2 separate regions of the Mus musculus genome follow, and region 1 is linked to region 2. Evidence: chromatin loops called from intact Hi-C (ENCODE). Cell type or tissue: left cerebral cortex. All regions are shown on one strand. Links, peaks and the distances in the headings refer to the core of each region. The heading gives the core; the rest is flanking DNA. Region 1 overlaps Kalrn (kalirin, RhoGEF kinase). Region 2 overlaps Kalrn (kalirin, RhoGEF kinase).

The links. A loop is a pair of places that touch in the nucleus more often than their neighbours do. Peaks named below come from ENCODE experiments on the same cell type or tissue, not always from the same donor. Only the 100,000 strongest peaks of a DNase experiment are listed, where the experiment ranks them.
Region 1: it touches region 2 in a loop (2.9-fold over the local background); 14 of 42 quality-filtered maps call a loop at or near these places.

The regions. Positions count from the first base shown.
Region 1 is chr16:34,177,711-34,189,326 of GRCm38, forward strand. Kalrn (kalirin, RhoGEF kinase) reads right to left here. Exons shown (of 60, transcript NM_177357.3): 27 at 9,705-9,794; 28 at 4,948-5,040; 29 at 586-697. Among named protein-coding and RNA genes, the nearest start is that of Gm41448, 63 kb to the left of the region's middle. In left cerebral cortex, for the core only: a CTCF peak has its summit at 7,209; DNase peaks (open chromatin) are centred at 3,966, 5,013 and 7,226; H3K27ac peaks cover 1,158 bases.
Region 2 is chr16:34,121,155-34,132,770 of GRCm38, forward strand. The region is part of intron 33 of Kalrn (kalirin, RhoGEF kinase); the gene reads right to left. Gm41448 (a long non-coding RNA gene) reads left to right here. Exons shown (of 3, transcript XR_876038.3): 2 at 10,611-10,907. Among named protein-coding and RNA genes, the nearest start is that of Gm41448, 6.9 kb to the left of the region's middle. In left cerebral cortex, for the core only: a CTCF peak has its summit at 4,583 (motif pointing right); DNase peaks (open chromatin) are centred at 1,345, 1,490 and 4,609; H3K27ac peaks cover 2,316 bases.

The DNA of each region.
Region 1 (11,616 bases), core at 2,385-10,384, 58 kb after region 2:
GGTGCACCCCTATAATTTTAGGTGTTTGGCAGGCTGAGAAAGGATCACTGTTTCAAAGTGAGTCTGGGCAGTGTAGTGAGACTTGGAGCAAAAGAGCTGTGGACAAGGCTTGGTTTCAAATTCAGTACTGAAAAAAGGTGTGTGTGTGTGTGTGTGTGTGTGTGTGTACATCATGCACGTGTGCGAGCACGAGCACACTTGTAAGGTTGTTATCACACTAAATTCACTGGTGTTATACTGTGTGTAACTAGCATTTCCTGCTATTATGTGAAGGAAATACCCATGCTATGCATATGAGAGGGGCTCTGGTTTATAGTTTATACTTTATAGTAGAAATCATAGCCTGCGCTGGATTATCTCATGGACAGCACGGAGTCCACACAGCTAAATGGCACCAGAGGCAGGTTAGCTATGCTGCTGTGGTGCTCCTCACACAGGCAGCCGAGGAGCCATTTAACAACTTGTTTGGGCTCCTCTTTTCCAGGCTCGTTCCTAGCCTGACTTCATGCCACTTCCCTCCATGACACAAAACCCCCTGGTCTTAGGGGTGGAGGCGGGGTCCCAGGAAGACTGGGGAGCAGCTACCTTCCAGCATGCTGACATGCATGGCATCGTTGGCTTTCTTGGGGACACTGAGCATCACCTCCAGGCCATCCTTCAGCTCTCCTTTCCCTTCTTCACAGCAAGTTAGAAGTTCCTGGGGAAAAAAGTCCAGACACGATTAGGGACCTCGCCCAAGTTCCCCAACCCTCCTTGCTCTAGGCCATGGAGTAAATTATACACCAGCCTCACTGTCTCACTGTCTGGAACAGTTCCCTCAGAGAGAGCTATAAAAAGGTAAGATGGGGATTATTAATTATTGCCCAAACCCTCAAAAGACCAGATGAGTTTTATCAGGTCCAAATGAAGCCAATCCAACCCCGTTTCCAAAGGCTAGAATTTTAAGCCTAGAGTACTCTGTCCCAGTACTGCCTTCCTGGAGAGGGGATGAATCCGGTGAAGCACGCTGCAGAGATGCAGGGTGGTGGGACCAAAAAGGAAAGCGTGAAGAACAGAGGGTGTGTAGCGCTGCCTTTGTGGGTCTCTGCACGCCATGGCTGACGTTACTGTCATGTACAGCCTTTACTATTATGACTGACTCCCATCCTGCTGGAAGCAATCTGAGGCTATTATAGATTTACAGCAGGTCCCAGTTTAAAAGGATAGCAAGGGTCAGGTATGCCTGACCTGGGACCGATGAATGAGATTTTGCATGAGGACTTTGGTAACCTCATAGGAGACTGAGGTAGAGAGAAACGGAGGCCAAACAGGGCCTGAGATGCAGCTTGGAATGCACAGCTGGGGTGTCGCCACCCTAGCCTATCCACATCCCTTTCACCCCTCCCCTCCTAGGACAGGGCTTGCCTTACTTCCTGGGCATCGTGTCTTCTGGCTCTCACCTTTCCACTGCAGTCTCACTCATCAAAATCCCAATGACAGATACACAGTGTCTGCTTGGTGGAGGATATTATCTTTTCAACCATCTTACTAGTTGCAAGACCATTTGGGATGGCTTTTACCCCAAACAAGATGCGTTAGGAAAGAAAATGAGTTCAAACCTTGTAAGCTTAACTATGATGTCTCCTGGCACATAAATTACAGGTACTTGCCTGCAGGAGAGTAATGTTCTGTGGGATGTTCTGAAACAGGATGTAACTGGCTGGCTAACACTTCCTGTAGTGATCAGACCTGGCTTTAACGGCATAGCTCTCTGGAAAGTGACACAAGAGCTAGTGAGGTAGGTCTCTAAGTAAAAAGCAACTATGCTTCTGCAGGTGAAGTGGCTGAAAGGCACACCATCACTGGGAGATCCTGGGTGGAGCACATTCGGATGGTGCAGGAGAGGGGCGGAACCTCACCCACGGTTCTGGACACCTCCCTGGGTCACCACTGTCTTGGGATTATCTGTTCCACCAAGATTATAAGTAAAGCTCTCTCCTTGGGAAAATAGGTGATTAGTGAGACTCTGAAACAAAAATCCTGGTTCTAGGTTTTCCTGAGTTATCTTGGAGACGTTTTCCTATGATCAAAGGAGGCTGGGGTACTCACACAGAGCACACTTTGGGGAAAGTTGGAGTCTTGGTTCAGTCCTTTCCAGTTGACATAATGTCATCATTGTACTGAAAGTTATGCTTCTCCTACCTGAAGTTCTCTAGTGTCCCCACCCTTTCCTACAGGTAACCCTCCCTCCCTACTTTGTTCTCAGACATCAACAAAGGGATGCCTCGGGTAAAGCACAGAGGAGAGATGAAAAATAGCCTCAGTTTGCAACAGAAAACACCAATTAGTTCAATCCCCTAAGCAATTTAACAAGTCTACCAGTCTACCCAAAGAACCAATAAATTCTCCAGGGCCCTTTCGATAGCTCCTGATAAGGAGGTGCCTGCACATTTAATTTCAGCTGCGAAAAGGACAGCGGCAGCAGATTTACGGAGGATCAAACACTCCAAATGACATGGTTTCACTTTCCTGTAACAGCTAAGTGATGAGCCCCAGAGGATACTGACAATTAAAGATCAATTTATTTGGAATTAAACTGACTTCAAAGAGAAAATAAATGCCATGTTATTTATAGTAAAGCTCACTATTTTTACCCACCAGGCACCCTGCCACCAGCACATCTTAAAGAGGCTAAAATTACCTTTTTACAATAATTTTACAACTTCCCTGCAATAAAATCACTGCTACCTTATTTGTTTGCCTCTCAATTCCCTGGACAAATACCTCTCTCCCAAAACACTTAATTCTGGAGCGGCAGTCCAGAGCCCAACTAATTCCAACTCTATTCCCTTCCAAACCCCTCTCACATAACTCACATAACTAGGGAACTTCAGCATTACCAGGCTAAAAGGGAGAGGAGAATGGCTGTGTTTCTCTGAGAACAACATCTTAATAGATTCCAGATGGGCAATGTGGCTGGGAGCATCATTATCTATTTTCTTTCAAAACTCACAACCCTATCCATTCCTGCAAAGGCTTTGTAATAGTTAAAGCAAAAGCCACACAAATCTACTTTAAAACCAAAGTTTAAGAGTGATTTTATTTTATGTGCAGGGGTGCACATAAACCTCCATGTCTGTCTGTGCACCATTTGCATGCTTGGCACCCATGGAGGCTGTGGGATTGTTTCAGACAATTCCGAGTTGCCATGTAGGTACTGGGGATGGACTCAGGGCTTCTGGAAGAAACAGCCAGAGCTTTTTAACTGCTGAGGCATCTCTCCAGGTTCACACAAAAATCAATTTTGAAAAAGGCTATCAGCACAAGAAAGCTACCTTCTAAGGGTCAAGCACTAAGCAGGACAGGGAAGGAGAACGCTGTTCATGGAGTTCCAGGCTACAGTCTACGAGCTGAGACTCAAACACTGAGAAGGTTCTACAGCTCCTGTGGTTTAAATATCAGAATCACACTGAGGTTTTAGGAAAGAGACTCCTTGCCCTGAGACCTTACGGGAATTTCTGGTCTTTACATTAACACTTTAAAAGGTAAAGAAGCAAAAGGGGGGCTGAAGAGATGGCTCAGTGCTTAAGAGCACTGATTGCTCTTCCGAAGGTCCTGAGTTCAATTCCCAGCAACCACATGGTGGCTCACAACCATCTGTAATGAGATCTGACAACCTTTTCTGGTGTGTTTGAAGACAGCTACAGTGTACTTACATATAATAAATAAATAAATAAATAAATAAATAAATAAATAAATAAATAAGCAAGCAAAAGCGTTTCTGCTCCCAAGAGCCAACATGTCGTCCACACGATCTATCCCCACACAGATGATTCCCACGCCCAGCGGAAGCCCAGCATACGATGCCATTCTGTCTCTAAGCCATTCTGCTGGGCCAGACAGTCCGTGTGCCTGTGCTCTCTTCTGAAGGATGGGGAAGGAGGCTGGAGGGAAGGCTGGTTGCAGGCTCTGCCCTCACACAGAAAACAGAAAAGAAGCACTGGCCTGCTGCCCTAAGGAAGCCTTAAGTCTCCCACGAAGAACCGTGGTCACTGTGTGCCCTCTCCAGAGACCTGGGTAGCAGGGACCATGAGGGGAACATGTGAGGAGAACCTTGGGTCTGAAAGATGGAATGGCTTTCACTTTGGGGAAGCTGGAGTCTGCAAGATTCTGCTGCTGTCTCTAAACATAAATGGAACTGAATTTTCCTCTGCAATTACACCACTTTCTACAAGTCCACTAACTAGCCTTTTGTCCTTTTTATCAGATGAACAACCGACGATATATTCAAAAGACAGAAAACCTCTACCCCCTACACTGGCTTCCTATAGAAATGATATTATTTTTAGAATATAGGCATATCCTTATATAAGAAAGAGAAAACCCAACTGACTTAGTGTTTTGTATAATCTGATTACTGAACTCTTTCAAAACTAGAGTTTGAAAATCCACTGTCTTGGTTAACTTCAGAAGTACTCACAGGTCTCTACAATTCAAGATGTCATTGAGTTTAATACATTTTTTTGGTGTGTGGCTATTTTCTGTCAATAACCCTGTGATTTTCACAGCTACAGTAGTCAAGGAGATGGAAGATACCAATGGGTGTATAGATCACGGTATCCTCAAGACCTCCATCCTGGACCCAGCAAGTGAGAAGCCCATAGGAGGAGGGATTTGCTCAGGAGGGATGGACAGAGCTGCCCAGTGCCCGAGGTGATAATCTCTAAGAGTTTGCAATGGTAGCTGGAGGTGAACAATAGTGACAACTTATTCCCACATCCTTTTCTTTTTATCTCTGTCCCTGAACAAACATGTAGAATTCTGTGGGATAGGACACATGATCTTGGGCCAGCAATGGTGGGGTGGGCTCATCTGAGGCTCTGCTGTAGAGAAAAGGGTTCAGATGAGGGTTGCCCACTGTTAGAAGTCCTCTGGTCAGGAGAGAGGGTTGGGTGGGAGGGGAGGTACCTTCAGGAGCAGCTGGTACTTGGTAACCCTCTGGACAGGCTTAATTAGGTAGGAGGAGATGGAGTTGGCCAGGCCATGCCGCTGCTGGATCTCCTACAGGATGAAAACAGACATAATGAGACAGAGAACAGGGTGTGTGTGTGTGTGTGTGTGTGTGTGTGTGTGTGCACATGTGCTCTAAAAGGAGGAAGAGAAGATAAGGAGAAAGAAAAAATAGACAAAGGTAGACATTCATAAGAAAATGTTCTTTAGTAGGAGGTGGAAAGAGAGAGGCAGGGGGAGAAGAGGGGCAGAAGAGGGGGGGAAGGAGAGGGGTGGGGGGAGACAGAAAGAGAGAGGGGGAGGGGGAGAGAGAAGAAGAAGGAGGAGGAGGAGGAGGAGGAGGAGGAGGAGGAGGAGAAACGAGAGAGACCAAGAGAGACAGACATGCAGACTCTGAGAGAAGTTGAGAACTGGCCGCAAAAAGGGAGAAGGTTTTAGGAAAGAAGTGGGTTCATGAGACAGATGAAGAAACTGGACAGCACTGGGGAGATCACAGGATAAAGGCGAGAGAGTCAGTAACAGACTGATGGGGAGCAGAGGTGAGAAGGAGCAGGGTGAGAGGGGAGAGAGGTGGGAGAGTAGGAACTAAGTCAAGAGGTTGGGAAACAGGCAGTACAGGGGCCAGGGAGAGCGGGGAGACTCAGAAGGAGTCTTGTCTGTCATCACCCTCCCATAAACAAGGCTCTTCCTAGCACGCCCAGCTGGGATTTGGCACAACCCAGCCTAGATCACTATTCTGTCTCTTCCACATTTCTCACTACAGTCACCTCTCGAGTCCCTCAGGGCTTCTGAGTTGGAAACCAGAGTCATTCTTAGCAATACCCCCACTGTTATACATGGTGAGCATCCCCACAGATCACACCCCAGTCAACAGGATGGCTTTTAGGTGATGTTGGTGCCTCTGGTCTCACCTATTAATCACCCTTGTGCCCAACCTCAAACTGAGCACCTTCCGAGTCTTGGTGTAGAGAGGACAGGAAAGGGCATAGATTAGTCCTGTACCCAAGAGCTGAGACTGTGTAACACATAGAGGCTAGAGAACTGCAAAGGACACAGAGTCTGTCACAGCCAATAAAAAGATAGCATTGGGAAGGGAGGTTAGCGAGATAAAGCCTGGACCAACACAATTATCACTGTTAGGAGATGAGGACTATGCCTCAGCACAGAGGAAGGGAGTAAAAGAAAGTAGGTTCAGGAGTCGGAAAGGAACCAAAGCAGGAGCGGAGAAGCAGAGCTGGGTCGGCTACTGATGGAGCAGGGTTGGGGGAAACAAAAGGGGTTTGAAGGCAAGGTTTTCAGTGCAGAATAGTGTAGATCTGAAAGAGAGCAGATACGCACTGACCACTTCAGAGGAGCTAACAGTGCCTGACCGCAGCAGAGCAGAAAGAGACTGGAAACAGACAAACTAGGAGGTTCTAACAAGAGCCCGGGCACAGAGATAAAAAGGCATCATATGATTGAGCAATGCCATCCCCAAGATGAAACCAAGAAAAATGAAAAGTCATGTCTGTGCAGGGATGACCCAAATACCTATCAGCTGATCAATGGAGCCTGTGGCAAAAAGATATATATATATATATATATCCCATTTATATGAAGCTATAGATATGGAAAATGGGCTAGTGATTACTAGTGCTTTTGTGGGGTGGGGGGAGGGGTCTGTTAATAACTAAAATGCGTATAATTATTTTTTCTGGGGAGTATATGTGTGTATGTACATGTTCACTTGTGTGTACATGCACATATGTGTATGTGAAGATCAGAGGTCCATTCTAGGATCACAGATGACTTTACTCTTAAGCTGTAGTATAGTATTTTATATCCAACGTATGGTAATTGAGAGAGTAGTAAAATAAAAAAGATATTTAAAAATTGAGAGACTTCCAGCAGAAGACATTGGTGATAGTTATGTTTCTCCTAGGAAGGGTAGATTTTTAGAGTATCCCAAACTGACCGGTGGATCAAGAACACTGAATAGCACAGTTCAGCATTAGAAAGGAAAACACATAGTGTCCTGTTTCTTGCAGGTGACATATTCCATAACCATTTAACACATTTAGGAAATGCTGGGTCAATCTGCTATCTTGACTGTAAGATGCCAACGCCTTGAAGTGACCAAGTGGACACAGCACATCCCTTTCCCAAGCTTCCCTACAAGAGCTGCACTGCTGGAGAGAGCGACAGACTTTGCGTGGCTGTGGGCACACCTGGCTGTACACTGCCCTCTGGGGTTTGAATCAGAGTCTGCATGGCTTGGGAATGCTTCCTGGGTGATGCTAACAGATCATCTGGGGCAACTGCTCTAGACTGACAAGCTGACAACTGCCAGGTGACAAGGCTTGTGTCACCTGTGTAGGACTGAACTCACCAGGAAGGTCTAAAAACTGGCACATTTCTTGGCTTATCCTGGATATTCCAGCTCAGCACTCAGAAGATACTCACTACAATCTCAGTGTCATGGCTGCGGGTGAGTGGAATATGAGCTATTTGCTTTTAAGACTCGGAGCTCATGAAGGTGATAGGTTAAGTTAGGATGATCTATTATTCCTCCATCTCCTTTACCAGAAACTGATTAGAAATAGGGGGCCTGGCAGTGATGGTGCATGCCTTTAATCCCAGCACTTGGGAGGCAGAGGCAGGTGGATTTCTGAGTTCGAGGCCAACCTGATCTAAAGAGTGAGTTCCAGGACAGCCAGGGCTACACAGAAAAACCCTGCCTCGAAAAACCAAAATCCAAAAACAAACAAACAACCCCCCCCCAAAAAAGAAACAAAAGAGAGAGAGAGAGAGAGAGAGAGAGAGAGAGAGAGAGAGAGAAAGAAAGAAAGAAAGAAAGAAAGAAAGAAAGAAAGAAAGAAAGAAAGAAAGAGGGACACAGAGAACATAGGACTATTGGAAATATAATACAGTACTAGGCACGGAGACCTGTACAAACAGGAATCAAGAGTACATTACCAGGTTTCAAGGTTCTTGGATGGAACATGTGTGTGCAGGAAGGTATGTTTATTGGTGAATTGCCACACATTCTATGACAGAGACACAAAGCTCAGGGCATGCCCACGGTGTGGGGTTTGTGCAGGAGGCAGCGTTTGACTTTGTGAAGAACAGGAATGACATGTATGTATATATATATTCAGGTGTTTATGTGTGGATAGGTGTCTCTGTGTGGACAATCTTAGGCAAAGGAAATGCTGGACAAGCATAAACACAGAGGCATCGAAAGCATGTTGAGGGCACAGAAATTGTGTTATTAAGATGCTGAGTGAAAGAAGGAAGGGCGCAATCCATTTACAACTTCAAAAAGACCCTTCTGGGTAACTCTGATGACTAACCAACCAGAGACATCTTAAGGAAATGCACCGTCAATCAAGGGAAGCATTAGTACAGAGAATCCAACATAATATCCAGCAAATCCTGGTATCAGCTGAGAGAAGTTCCTTTCTTAGACTTTTATTTTACCCCAGCAATTCCAATTTCAGACACCTGAGGCCGTTTACAAATGAATTCTATTTTAAAAAGCCATATATGTTTGCTTCTTACCTAGCTTCTCCCACTCAAACTACCCCTTCATTGAGCAACAAGATCCCCATGGAATCAGTCTGCTCTGGTGGTGTCTGCCTAGAATGATGCTCCGGAGGTTTATTTTGTAATGTGGAGTGCAAGACCCCGGTTTCAACGCCTTTGTTTTCTCCTAGGGGCTTAGCCTGCTGCCTTACATGCAATAGACGATGCCCCAGGAGCAATGAATTCAGCGAGGCTGTCACACATTGCTAAAGGGGCTTCTGCCACTTCTGACAGGACTAGCAGAGGCCATCAGTGTTAGTCTGTTGCTCTCTGACTTTCATTTTTCCTTATTTTTAACTTTCTGTCTCACACATCCCTTGTGCCCTTCAGTGCCTTTTGATCTGTTTGCTTTCTGACCAATAGGCCATACCAACACTAAATGGATCTGTCCCATTGACCTCCCACCCATGACTGTTCTCATTCAGCACCCAAGGTCCTGAGACAGCAGAGGATCCCAGCCTTCCCATCTCTTGATGTTCACGACAACGGTGCTCAGCTCTGGCTGTACAACATCTGCCCCCCTCAGTACTAGCCACATATCATAGCATTGGGCCAACTCATCGCATCTCAGAGGACCCAGGACTCAGGATTTATCAAAGATGGCTGGTAAATTCCAGTGTGAAGCCACAGTGCAAATGAACATCATCAATGAAGTGGATGGCAGATTGGGCTGGGTATCAAAGACACCAGTGGACTCCTTACAACTCAGGCTGCCAGGCTGTGTCCAGAAAAGAGTCTGTCAGTCAATCTGGAGTGGGGAATTTGCACTTCAGAAAGAAGCTCAGGCCTGGCTCAGGGACCACACCACCTTTGGACTGCTATGATTGAGAAAATAAAACTCCCCGGCAACATCATTACACCTGTAAGCCCAAGGTTTACGTCTAGCTAGGTTTGGTATTGAAACATAGACTAAAAGTCGCCTCATCCAAATTATGCTTGAGATGGGATGGGGCAAAACTGAAGACAAATTCTCTTTTCTTTTAGTTTTTCAAAATATTTTATCCATGAGATAAAGGTTTAGTGTGACCAGGAAAGAAGAACAAGGAAGAAAGGGCAGACACTCATCGTAAAGAAGAGGAGCGTCCCTCCCCTCCCTCCCCTCCCCTCCCTCCCTGTCCCTGGACTGTTGACAATGGAAGACCATAGCTTACATCAAAGAAGGTGCCCGCATGCTCCAGGATCAGCTGGTTGGAATCAGGCTTGTTTTTACAGTAGGTGACATACATCTGAAATTTGTCTGCCTGAAAAAGAACAGACACCAAAAGATTGGTTCCTCCCTGTCTTAGTTGGGCTTTCTACTCTTGTGATTAAAGGCCATGACATGGGGGAAAAGGGTTTGTCTCATCTTACAGCTTGTGGTCCATCATCCATGGAAGTCAGGGCAGGAACTCACGGCAGGAGGCTGGAGGCAGGAACTGACCCAGAAGCCATGAAGAAAAGCAGTTTACTAGCTTGCTCCTCATGGCTGGCTTAGCCTACTTTCTTACAGCACCCAGGACCATCAGCTCAGGTGTGGCACCGGCCACATCGAGGTTAGCCCTCTCACATCAATCATCAGTCAAGAAGACACCCACGGGCTTGTCCACAGACCAATCTGCTGGGAGCATTTTTTCAATTGAGGTTCCCTCTTCCCAAATGACTCTAGCTTGTGCTAAGTTGACACACAGCTAGTTACATTCCCCTTCCTTACAATGCCTAAAACGCCCAGCATGGGTTGTACAGCAACTGAATCCCTTATGGAAAGTGCCATGTGTTCCCTCAGACCACAGTCTGTTAAAATGCTGGAATGCTTTTTCTCTTATTGGAGTGTAGAAAAAGCCTGTGAACAGAAGTTCAATTTAATACCAGGCCGTGCTGGGAAGGAGAAAGAATGGAAACACGTTTTGAAGTTGTGTAGGACATACTTATTGATTACCCTCACTTGAAACCATCAAAAATCATGTTCTTTTTCTTGGAAAAGAACAAAGGCCATCCACGCTCCTTCAAGGCAAATACAGAGTAAAAAAATAAGTGCTCAGAGGGAGGTCTGCTCATATTCCAAATGCCTTCACTAGAGGGATCGTGGAAGCCACTTACGCCAACAGCCCCTCTCCCACTGTCAGAGTCTGGACAGTGATTCCTACAGAGGTTGTCACCTCAAGCTCCTGACCTCATGATCTCACCTCTTCACAGAGAAAATGAATTCTGAAAACTAAGTGTTTTTTTTTTTCCATTGGTGGACCACTGTGTTTTGAATACCTGGGATATCCTCCCCTGAGAGGGTGATGTTCATATGTACCAGACATCACTGGTATCATTAAAGGTTTTCTGAAACAAATTTTAGGACTTTAAACTATGTAGGAGTTAGTAATTATCACTAAGAGATGATAAACTATAGTTATTTTTTTATTTCAAAGGGAACCCCAAAACTGCTTGAAGTAACACAAAATAATCCTTTTCCTTGATGGTCGTCTTGTTTGTCTCTACATTGTCTGTGTAGGAGATTGTACATTATTTTTATCAGCATCTATGAGCCTTTGTGAGGAATGAAATTTCGCTTAGAGACAAACTCAAAGAATTCACGAAAAGAAGGCCTGTTTGGGAATCAGGTCCCGAGTCGTAGGGCTGGCTGGGATGTTCGTCATATTGCAGTGGGTATTCTGCCGCTTCTCTAAGATAGACTCAGGTTTGAAATCTAAAACACACCTGCAGTCTTGTCTGCTCCCAAGCATAAGCTCTCTTGACTGTGAAGAAATTCTGAGAAGCCATTCTGGGCACAGATTACCACTAAGTAATTACTGCAGAGCAGAATTCCTGGCCTAGGGAGGATTTGGCTGCACTTGGTGTGGTAAGTGGACTTCCAGAGTTCTCTGAGTTGATATCTGTGAGCCTGAGCTCAGGGTGGCATGCACTGGGCAGCTACTGAAGCTTAATGTTCCAGCCCAGATGATTAGGACCTGGTCCATCTGGCCCACCGACTCCACCCATGGTGACGGCAGTGAGAGTAAGGGCAGCTGCACACTCATCCTATAAGTCAGACCTGGGATGGACAGCACAGGATTCTGTTCTTCTGTATTAGGAAAA
Region 2 (11,616 bases), core at 1,299-9,298:
TCCCAGCTAGCTTTGCTTGTCAGTTCCTCGGACACGAGCTTAGACAGCGTTAGTTACCCCTCGCCAGTCTCTCCAGTCTCAGAGCTTACCTTTCCCCCTTCTCCTGGCTCTGCACTGATCTCCTCTGGGTGCACTTTAACTCTCTCTTTTGCAATGGGTGGCCTCTCCACCGATATCACATGGAGTGTCAGCCTCCCCCTCTGATCCACCAAAGGACAAGCCAGTCACTGGCTCCTCTCTTCCCTCGGACAATCTTGAGAAAACCAGCTCTGCTGAGCCAACCTTTTCTACCCACTACGGTGTGAATGTGGACTCTGCTTCTCGCCCCTGGCGTGTAGCTGTCTTCAGACACCCCAGAAGAGAATGTCAGATCTCATTACGGATGGTGGTGAGTCACCATATGGTTGCTGGAGTTTGAACTCAGGACCTTTGGAAGAGCTGTCAGTGCTCTTAGCTGCTGAGCCCCCTCGCTCTAATCTTGTCATGGGACTTTTGCTTTTGATGGTGGATAACTGCATAAAGTATATTTGATTCTGAAAATGTAAGTTTAATGCAAAGCTTTATAAAGTTAAAAGACAAATGACTGTTTCCTTAGCTCTATTTTTGCTTGCTTAGCATTTGGAAGCCTCCTTTAAGAATCAGTGTGAAGCTGGACAGTGGAGGCGCACTCCTGTAATCCTAGCACTTGGGAGGGAGAGGCAGGCAGATCTCTGAGTTCAAAAACAGCCTGGTCTACACAGAGACCAGGACAGGCTGGTCTACACAGAGAAACCCTGCCTTGACAAACCGAATGAGCTGGATTGCCCCAGGGAGCCTCTTGTACTATGTATGGAACAGGAACACAGTTGATCTGCCTGACTCTGCCTCCTGATTGCTGTACTCACTAACTATTTAGAAAGCTTTGGGATAGCATCAAAACTGTGTATCTTACATAAGAACAAACAAACCAAGAACAGTATATAAAGTCGTATATATAGTTAAGTGAAGAACATCACTATTCATTGGAGCAGATGAAAATGTTAGCCTTGGCATTTTTGAGCATAGCCCTTGGGTAATTTCCCATCTGCTTCCTTTTTTAAAAACCAGTCCTGTCCAGCGTTTCTCATCTACCCAACAGTTTTATAACAAAAATAACGATAACAACGCCAAAAACATCCTTGAAAACAAACCAACAATCGTAACTAGGAGGGAAAACGGCAGCCTTTCTAGGATGGCACGCTAGTTGGAGGAAAAGGGGAGAGGGTGGGCAGGTCCCCTGCGGGCAGAAGCTTTGGGCACGTATTATTCCATGGCTGGCCCGCCTCTGCATGGTGGTTTCCAAATGCCTCTAAACCCGTGAGCTGCAGTACCGGGGAACTGAGATGAGCTCTTCGGAACTTAAGTCATTTGACAATTTACTGCTGTGGTTTATCTTGGTTGGTTATAATGTCTGAAGCAAATGTGAAAAGCAACATTAGGATGCAGGAATATTATCACACAGCTCTGGGATTTCTTCACTTTGCATGGATGCCCGGGGAGCTGCCAGGTCCAATTAAGAGTCTACAATTCGTGATGTGCTTACTCTGTGTGCTCGCACTGGGCGATAGAAGGAGCCTCTTCTTCATCTTACCGTTTTCTACAGGGCTTAAGGGGCTCCATGGCCTCGAAGGCCTCATGGACTGCACAGTAATTAATAGTTGGAAGAACATGGGAAGGAGAGTTGGGAGGCCTCAGAGCTTACAGAGCTCCTTCTACGTGACACTGCCTATATCCTTCTCCTTCTCCATACCTGAATCCTCATTCTTAGGAGAAGAAATTGGACTTGGGGCCCTACTACCTCAGACATTCCCTGAGTAGACTGTTTCTGTATTCATGGTGGGAAGCATTCCTGTTTAATCACCTCGAGCATTTTTCTTTTCTTTTCTTTTCTTTTCTTTTCTTTTCTTTTCTTTTCCTTTCTTTTCTTTTTTCTTTTGGTTTTTCAAGACAGGGTTTCTCTGTATAGCCCTGGCTGTCCTGGAACTCACTCTGTAGACCAGGCTGGCCTTGAACTCAGAAATCTGCCTGCCTCTGCCTCCCAAGTGCTGGGATTAAAGGTGTGCGCCACCACTGCCTGGCCTGAGCACTTTTCATTAATGTGTTATATCGTTTGCCACCTACATCTGCATCACAATAAAAGATCAAGTTGAGTAGAAGTCATCTGTGCTTAAATTTGTCCATCCTCTGAGTCTAGAGTGATGCCTGGCATGTAGTGTATACTCAATGAATGCCTACTGAGCACGCCTGTGACTGTGTCTCATGAATTGATGCCGGATGTGTAGGAAAGCAGAGTGACTGCAACATGGAGTGCTCCCACTGACTGCAAAACGCAGTGCTCCCACTGGCTGCAATGCTGAGTGCTCCCACTGGCTGCAACACTGAGTGTTCCTACTGGGCTGCAATGTTGAGTGCGCCCACTGGCTGCAATGCTGAGTGCTCCTACTGGCTGCAACACGGAGTGCTCCCACTGGCTGCCTGTCTGTTTCCACTACTGTGTCCTAGGCCCTATAGTCCGTTTGCCCTAGGACCCTTCCCCTTTTAAATCATCTCACCTTTTTTGGTTTGTCTATAATTCTACTAAACTGTAAACTTGACAAAAATTACTTAAGGGTGAGTTGTAACCTTTAAGAACAAAGAGAATAGGAGATCATGTAGGTGGACATGTACAGGAGAGGCCAACCTGTTTTCATTATGCTTTACTTTCTGAATGACAGACAGTAGACATAACAGAACCATATGACTTAGTAGAACAGAGAGAGGAGATAAGGTGCCTGCCAATCAGTTAGCTTTGCATAGCCCCCTGACAGGCTTAGGAAGTAGAAGCACCAGGCAGCATATACTGTGTCTATGTATATGTGTGCACATGCATATATGTGGATATGTGTATACGTGGAGGTAAGGCAGGTGGATGGGTTAAAAGTCTGTAGAGACCCTTAAACCTGCCCTCTATCTTGTCCATCCTGCTCTGGAAAGTTGAAATTCAATGCAGGTCTACATACAGAAGTAGGAAAGTGGCCACCACTGTGTTCCTCCAGCCCCCAGAGCACTGGCAGCCAAACAGAAACATTTGGATAGATCTGACAATAGAAACATTTGGATAGATTTGACCATTGTTTACTGAAGAAGCCAGAGGACTTAGAGACACTTGAATACTGACATTGAGAGTCTCTCCACCAAAGCACATCACGATGACACCTGACAGACAACAGTCCTGCTCCTTGTACCAACATCTGGTGTACCTCATGCATGCACACGTATCCTCAGCTTCAGAGAAGCCTAACAGAGGCTAAAACAGGTAGATACATATGAGCAGGACACACTACAGTGTGGTTCTTGACCCGATGTTTCAAGAGGCTGATAGGAAGAATTAAAACCCCATCCTGGAGCATGGCACTAGGAAATATTTTACAAAAGGCCACCCTGAAGCCCTCTGAGGGCAGAGGAGGAGGAGTCAGGTGAGACACAACAGTAACAGTCCTTGGCAACAGCAGATTTCAAAAGCTACAGTGAAACAAAGAGAATGGCAAACTCCTCCAAAATTCCAAGGAGGAATCCTGCTCCTGACCAGAATAGAGCTTTCTACAGGCATCTTCAAAGCGGCAGTCTCACATGTCCTATGTCCTTCAGCCACAAGTGTTCAATAAAAACATTTTTTGTTTGTTTTTTGACACGGGGTTTCTTTCTGTGTATCCCTGGCTGCCCCCGAACTCACTCTGTAGACCAGGCTGGCCTCAAACTCAGAAATCCACCTGCCTCTGCCTCCCTAGTGCTGGAATTAAAGGCATGTGACACCACTCCCTGATTTATTCTCTATCTTTAAAAAATGTATTATTTTTCTATGCACCCACTGTCTGTTCTTTATCTCTGCCCCTCCCCAGGCTTCAGAGAACAGAGAGTTGATGTTGAATTTAGTAGAGTGTTAAGGGTAGTGGCAGCTACTCTTCATTTCTTTCCCACTTCTTTGCCTCTGGAGAGCCCACACAAGTTATCAACAGAGATATGCCCAGGAGGGCTAAGCAGGTCTTTACCCATGGAGGCGACAATCCCACCAAGAGAGAGGCCATCCCAGTAAGTCTTGAGTTTGACCAAGGCTGTCTACACCATGACTCTAATTGTGCCCATGGGAGGCAATTTCCTGCATCATCAGAAAGAGAACTCCAGCTGACCTTCGGAGGAGGCAGCAGACATGGCTGGGGGAAACATGAGATTAAAGAGAAGGACAAAAGCTGTGAGTTTCTCTGAATGCCTCCAGGCAGCCCTGCAAAAGGTCTGCTGTCATAGGACACTAGAGAGCTGAACATCGGAGGAAAGCAGGCCAAAGACCGGAAGTGATTGTTTTCACGGTGCAGACTACGATCAAGCCTCAGATGTTCAGCTGTGGCTCACAAGATGACCCTTTCTGATCACCCCATCTCCCCTCCTGCTCCATTCTGCATGTACAGTCACACACCCTCTAGATACCCTTGGCTACTGCTCCCTAGTCTCTGTGCCTATAAAGTGCAGCTCCACCTTCCCCTCCTGTCCTTACTATTTGGACCGACTTGGCAGGCACTGTTGGCCACTAGAGAGCAGCAACGGCTAGGAGTTAGAAAAGGAAACCACCAACTTGCTTAGCAGATGGCAGGCTCTCAAGAGAGTCCTCCTGCCCAGCTGAAGTACACTTCTAGTTCAGGCAGAAACCACAAGGAAGCCATTGTGCATCACAGCTGGTGGGTACCAGGTGTTTACTGTTTCTTGGGAAGGAATTCCTCATTAGGAAATGAGCAACCAGAGACCAGAGCAAGTTGTGGGGTCTGATTGTAACCTTAGCAAGTGTGATCCAGGATTCCTGGTTCTTGCCTGTATGCCCGTCCAAAACACTGTGCACCAAGGTGGTGGTTGTTGTTGTTGCTGCTGCTGCTTTTGTTCCTCTTCCTCCCCCCCTCCTCCCCCTCCTCCTCCTCTTCTTCTCCTCCTTTTTCTCCTATTCCTTCTCCTCCTCCTTCTCCCATTTTCCTCTTCCTCTTCTTCCTTCTCTTCCTCCTCCTCTTCTTCTTCCTTCTTCCTGCATGTCCCCTTATGGCTTATCCTGGGTTAACCACCTGCCCACCCAGATCTCAAAATACATTTGGACAAACTAGTTGAGATAGTTATAACCGATCTGGCAGTGCTGTAAATGACTAAAACTCTTTCTTCCGTCTGTTGGCCAGCCCCATGCTAACCTTAGTCCTCACTGTCAACCAAAGCCTTTCTGCAGGCACTTCTTTCTGGGCTACTGTGTCTACTCGTCTCAGACCATCCGGCCACGTACGTGCGGCCCCTAGGCCTGGACTTCTGGATCTCCCCATACGCCCAACTTGTTTGGCTTTTGCCTCTCCAAATATGTTCTCTACTGGGTTTCTGGATGATGCCTGGGCTATGTCCTGGTCATTTCTTCCCCTGGACTTAATGATGGTCAATATTCCAACTGAGATAGTTCTCTATTCCTCTTTGCTCCTGGAGCTCATGGTTCCTATATCATATGTCTTACATTCTTTGTTGGACATCCTGAACTACTTCTGGAACTTCCTCAGACTGTAACTTTTAAAGACATTTTAGGTGATTTGTGCATGTATGCATACTATAAAATTATTTTCTGGCTTAGCTATTGAAGTATTTTTACGGTAGATTTTTGTTTTTGTTTTGTTTAAGACAGGGTCTCTCTCTATAGCCCTAGACTTTGGCTGTCCTGAAACTCACTATGTAGACCAAACCTCGAACTCACAGAGATCCACTTGTTTCTGCTTCCCAAGAGCTGGGATTAAAGGTGTGCACCATTATGTCGAGTTTTATAGTAGATTATTAACTTTATCAATTTCCCCTCTTCTATGGTACTGTTTTAACAATGGAGTATCTTATAGTTCCATGGTTTATTATCATTAAAAAGAACTGTAGCTGTGTGTGTGTGTGTATGCATGCCTGTGTGTGCATACATGTCTTTATGCACATCATTTACTAAGAGCTAAGCGGTTCTTACTGTTTCCTTACAATTTTTGTCACTTTGAGCTTTTCTTGCCATAAAATAAGTCAGCGTTTCTATCCCACATGCGATGTATCTGTCAGTTGTGATGGCTATGGGAATTGGTCAGGCTAAGAACCTTCAAGACAACATGGTGATTGAGAATCTGGGTTGGAGCTCAGCAGCTCTGGATCTGACTCAAGTTCTATTACAGATTGGCTGTATCATCTGCGAAATGTTAGAGGTGTGGACATGGTTTCTCTCCAGGATTCAGTCCCACACTGAATATGCCACACTTGAATATGAAGGCCAAATTAATAGGGGGATGTTTGTTAAAGGAGGGAGCAGCTGGAGGTACCTGAATGGCAAGGCTGGTTGAGCCTCTGAGGCTGCATGTGATGTCCCCTCCAGGCCAGCCTGTACCTGGTCCTGCTAAATAGCCCAGTGGTGTTGAGCAGTCAGGGCTGAGAACATAGGATTTTGCCTCCTTTCCTTCTGACAACCATGGCTGGCAGTGACCATGATGGTGATGGTGGTGAGGTATTACAGAAGAAAAGTAAGATGTAGCTCCCAGCAGAACACTCAAGCTAGACTTAAGACTTAGCAACTATGGCAATGGGAAAAGTCAAGAGTATATACACCCTTCAAGAACCAGGGATGGGGATTTTATTCACTTTTAAATATGAGCCAATTATATCAAACAGGGATTGAGAACAGACAGGTCATTTCAGGGAGGGAAGAGAAATTTTGATTTAAACATATTTAAAATTTTATTATTCATTTCTTCCTGTGCTGCTTCCTCTGGATTTTGGAGTACAGTGGCTAGAGTGGACCAGCTTGGCTTGAAACATGTTCTGGACGGAAAGAGAAGTCAGGGATGGAGGATTTGGTGATGGAAATCCCAGGCTCTGGGAACCCCAGGCTGCAGCTGAGAGTTCCCTGCGGTAGTTCTCAGGAGGAGAACAGATTCTCTTATATCTTTGGGGAAAACCAGAACCTGTGGGAATGGCGGGAGGGAGAGTTTGGAACTGCACCTTTGGGGATGCTCTGGGCCTCCTTTCAGCATCTGGGAGGCAGAGGAAACTTAGTCAGGAATGGCCAGGGGCGACAGCTTTGGAATATCTCCTATCTCATCAGTGAGGAAAGGAGTGTCCAGATGGAGCCCAGAACTGGCAAATAAGAGAGAGCACGTCTACCGTGGGTGCCACTGTGGTAGAGCCTTGCAGAGAGGCTGGGCTTCAGGTTTTCAAAGGGGGCTCCCTCAGGGTGAGAGGAGGGGCATGTGGCACTAGGCCTTGGTTGGACCCCAGACCTGTCTTAATGGCACAGATGAGCAGGGACTAATGACACAGATGTGATAAAGATGGAGCCATCTCTGAAGCAGGTGCAGCTCTGCCTTCTCTCTCAGCCTCTGGAGGGAACTCAAGCCAGGGCACGCTGCTCTTTTTGGCAAAGGGTGGGAGACAGAGGTTCTCATCCATTGGGCCTTTACAACATTGTAGCATCTGTGTGGAGACCTGACACTTGTGCATAGCTATGGATCATAGCTACACGAAGATTTGTTTTTTCTTTTTAACATCAGTCATGAAGTAGAAACAAGGAAAGGTGTTCTACACAGTAGAGCAGGGGACAAGTACGGTAAGAAAATCAGGGCTCATTCCCTCAGCACAAAATGTCTGCCAAGGCCATAGAATTTCCCAGGGCCTAACACTGACCTCAGGCTGTCAAGCAAAGGAGAGAGAACACAAGGAACGCCAGGATCTACAGTCTTACCCTTTTGTAGGACTACTGGGCAATGCAGAACAAACAGATTTTAGGTTATGGAGGTGTGTGTAGGAGCCTTCGCAGATTAGAGCAAGGCCATAGAGAAAACACTCAGACTCCTAACCCCATGTGTGATGCTTTCTTCCACCTGCCTCTGTGATCCTAACTTTTGCCCTGAAAACTTGCCATCTACAGACCCAGGCACACAATGGCCAATCCCTGGACTCTCAGGTGTCCAGTGGCCCTTTCTGCCTGGAGCATCCTTCTCCCCAGTGCCAACCTTCAAAGCTGTCTTGCTCCTTTAATAAAGGCTAGAGTTCAGTTTCCTTACTACTAGTCTATCTCACGTATTTGTTGAACAGACCGGTATGGGAAGCTTGCTATGTTCCAGGCTCTCCTATAGGACACAGGAACTCAGCACCAAAGGTAACCACTTCTGTCCACCTGGAGTTTGCATTGAGTAGAAACACTCAGAAAACATGATACACAGGTGAAGTCGACAAATGTTAGTGACAAGTGCTGAAGGGAAGACAGTACAAGCTGTTTGTGTCTGAATGCATGTGTGCGGACCATGCTAGCATGTGATGTGGGGGTGCAGAACTCCTTATAACCCAGGGCTGCAGAACTGCCTCTGTTCTATGCACTTTCATGTATGTCAGGAACCTTTATGATACTAATATGAGCTCGGTCCCTGTTACAGTTCGTATATAGGATGTCTCCATGGGCTCATATTTGAGTACTTGGTCTCCAGCTGGTTTTGGGGGTTGTAGAACCTTTGGGACTTGGGGTTTTTGGAACAAGGTAGGAGTAGGTCACTAAGGGTGAGCATTTAAGGACTGCATCCACCTCCAGTCTAGCTCTGTATCTCCTGGCCCAGTCACTATGGGAGGAGCTCTGTCATACTCTCTTGCCACCACTACACTTTCCCTACCATGATAGTTCATACTCTCTGACACTGTGGGTCAAAATAAACTATTTGTCATTTAATTTGTTTCTGTCAAATATTTTGTCATGGCAACGAGAGACATTGTGACTGTCGATCCTGGATGGCAGCACTTAACATCAGCTTAGGTGACTGTAGTATAGTATTTAGTACATTATGCCATCATTAAGTTTATATTATGTTATTTGTCTCATTGTGATATCTATCAGAGGTTTCAGTACCTAGACAATCTTTTTTTCTTTTTCTTTTTTTTTGGGGGGGGGTATAGGATCTTACTCCATAGTCCTAGATGGCCTGGAACTTGCTATGTAGCCTAGGCTACCTCTAACTCACAGAGGTCTGTCTGCCCCGCCTCTGTGCTGGGATTAAAGGTGTGTGCCACCATTTTTAGCATGAGCTTAGGTACCCAGCCACAGTATTTAAGGGCAGGGTTCACGTAAGCTTCTGCCACTGCCACTTGTTTTCTGTGTATTTGGGTCACTCTGTAACTTGAACTGGGATCCCTTGAGACTGTGTCTTCAAACCTGCATCTGCTCACTCAGTGTTTCCTCAACTGAAAGAAAACCCAGTGCCAGAACTCAGAACTGCGTGTGCCCAGGCTGTGGCTCTCCTTTGGCTTTCTATCCCTTAGCCCATTCTTGCATTCCACTCTTCTGTCTGTGACAGACATATTCTCCTGAGATGGTGCTGTCAAAAATTAATTTCCCTTCTACAGATTACTTCTGAATGAGAATTATCTTTAATCAAATAACTTTAAAAGAGTTTATCTGTTATAGAAATTCATTTGCAGAGAAAAAAATGTTCTCTCTCCTTCTCCCTCGCCGATATTACTCCCCTTCCCTCTCCTTCCCCCCTCTCTTGATAGACTCTATGTAGCTTGAACTCACTATGTAGTCCAGGCTAGCCTTGAACTCAGGGTTTTCCTGCCTCAGTCTTCCAAGTGCTAAGACCAGAGGCAGGAGCCATCACAACCAGTTTGACAGCTGGTAGAGGTTGCCTTCTCCTCCCCTCTAGTTGCGCTTAGCAACTGTTTCTGGTGAGAAGAGGGTGGCTGTGCTGACATGGGACTTCTGAGGCTGAGAGACAGGGACCTGTAGCTCCCTTGCATTACTTGCAGCCCGCTGGTGTGTCTCGAGGACACACTGACAACTCTACAGAATCCACGAGACAAGGAACAGCCTAGTGACAAGAGCCCAGCAAATGAGCAGTGACCCTCAAGCCTCTAGGGAGAGAGACCTGCTGCTCTATTCACCCCACCCTCAAGAGGAATCTCACATAAGAGCTGCTGGCCAAGTGTTCCACAGAAAGTTCCAAATAAATGCTTCTTGCTTCAGGTCTTTCCATTTTGAGGGAATGTGCCTGCTGCTGCTGCTGAGGAAGCTAACTATCTGCTTTTCTTCTCAAATAGAGGGGACCTGGGTCAGGAGACTAAGGACTGCCAGCTGAAACGCCATTGCTCTCTGACACACTAGAGGAACAGTGTGCCTGGGACAGCCATGTAGAAAGCAACAAGAATGACAACTCTACCCCTACCCTGTCTCTGTGCCGCTTCTGTACATTCTGACGGGGGGGGGGGGTCAACAGCTGAGCTGCAAATGCAAGTTTTGGCTGGGAGGTAATGTTCAACTTAGTAAGAGCTGCCAAAGCACACAGAGGAGAGGAACAGAGACGGTAATATCCCTTTCATGGGTATGGTACTTTGTAGCTGTGGTGGTCTGAAAGTTAAGTGACTGCCACAGTCTAAGGGCATTTAAATACTTGGTCCCCAATTGGTGGCGCTCTTTGGGTAGGTCTAAGAAGAGTGATCTTGTGGAAGAAGTATGTTACTGGTGGGGATGGGGGAGCTTTAAAATTCCAAAAGCCTTGTGTTATTTCCAATTTGCCATCTGTCTCTTGCTTTCATTTCAGATGTGAAGTCTAAATTCTCAGCTTCCTGCTCCAGCCACCACCATGTCTGCCACTTGCCACCATGTTATTCCTGTCATTATGGAATGTATCCCCCCTGGAACCATAAGCCCAAAGAAACTCTTCTGCAAGCTGCTTTGATCATGTCGTCTTAGCACAGTGATAGACGCATAACGAATACAGTAATCAACAAAATGCTTCCGTATCTACAATTTCAGTTTACTCTCATGATACTCCACTTTCCAGTTCGGAGGCTGAGGCTCAAAGAGCTTGGATGATCTATTCAAAGTCATACAGACAGTAAGTTCCAGGGTTGAAGACTGAGCAACAGAGTCTCTGCTGCTAGATTCTATTTTCTATTACTTTCAGATGCCTTCCTGATGATCTGCTTACTGGACTTTACACATTAGAGTAGGTGGGCTAAGGGCTTTCTGTGACATGGCTGCAATTTCCTGTATGAAAAGACTTCCTGGTACAGCTGACTATGGTGCAGGCTTCAGGCAGCAACATTTATTGCCGGAGTCTAGTCCCTTTGTGCTCACAAGTGATTGGACCAGGGTGAATGACAAATGATATGGCCTCTCCTCTGTGTGCTTTGGTAGCTCTTGCTAAGTTGGACATCACCTCCCAGCCGAAGCTTGCATTTGCAGTACAGCTATTGACACAGTTAACTCAACTAGTTCTCATCTGTCAGGACCTTGAGGTAGGAAATAGCAAGCAAATGGTGCATTTACCCGAGGGGGAAAAAAAGGTTGCTCTGGGAAGGAGAGAGGCCAGTGGGGCCACAGTGTGCTGGCGCTAAGGTAGTTTGTTAGGAGACCCCAGAGACTGAGCAAAAGGTCAGGGTAGGGTGCAAAGCCTGCATGTGAGATGGACAGGTGGCAGCGAGACAAGATGGAGTGTTGGTGGAGGCTTCATGCCATGCCTTGTGGATTCTTGGTAGGGCTGCCCGGGGAGAGGAAGGTAAACTGGGGCTAGCAAGCAAGGCCCCTCTAACCATCTTGATCTA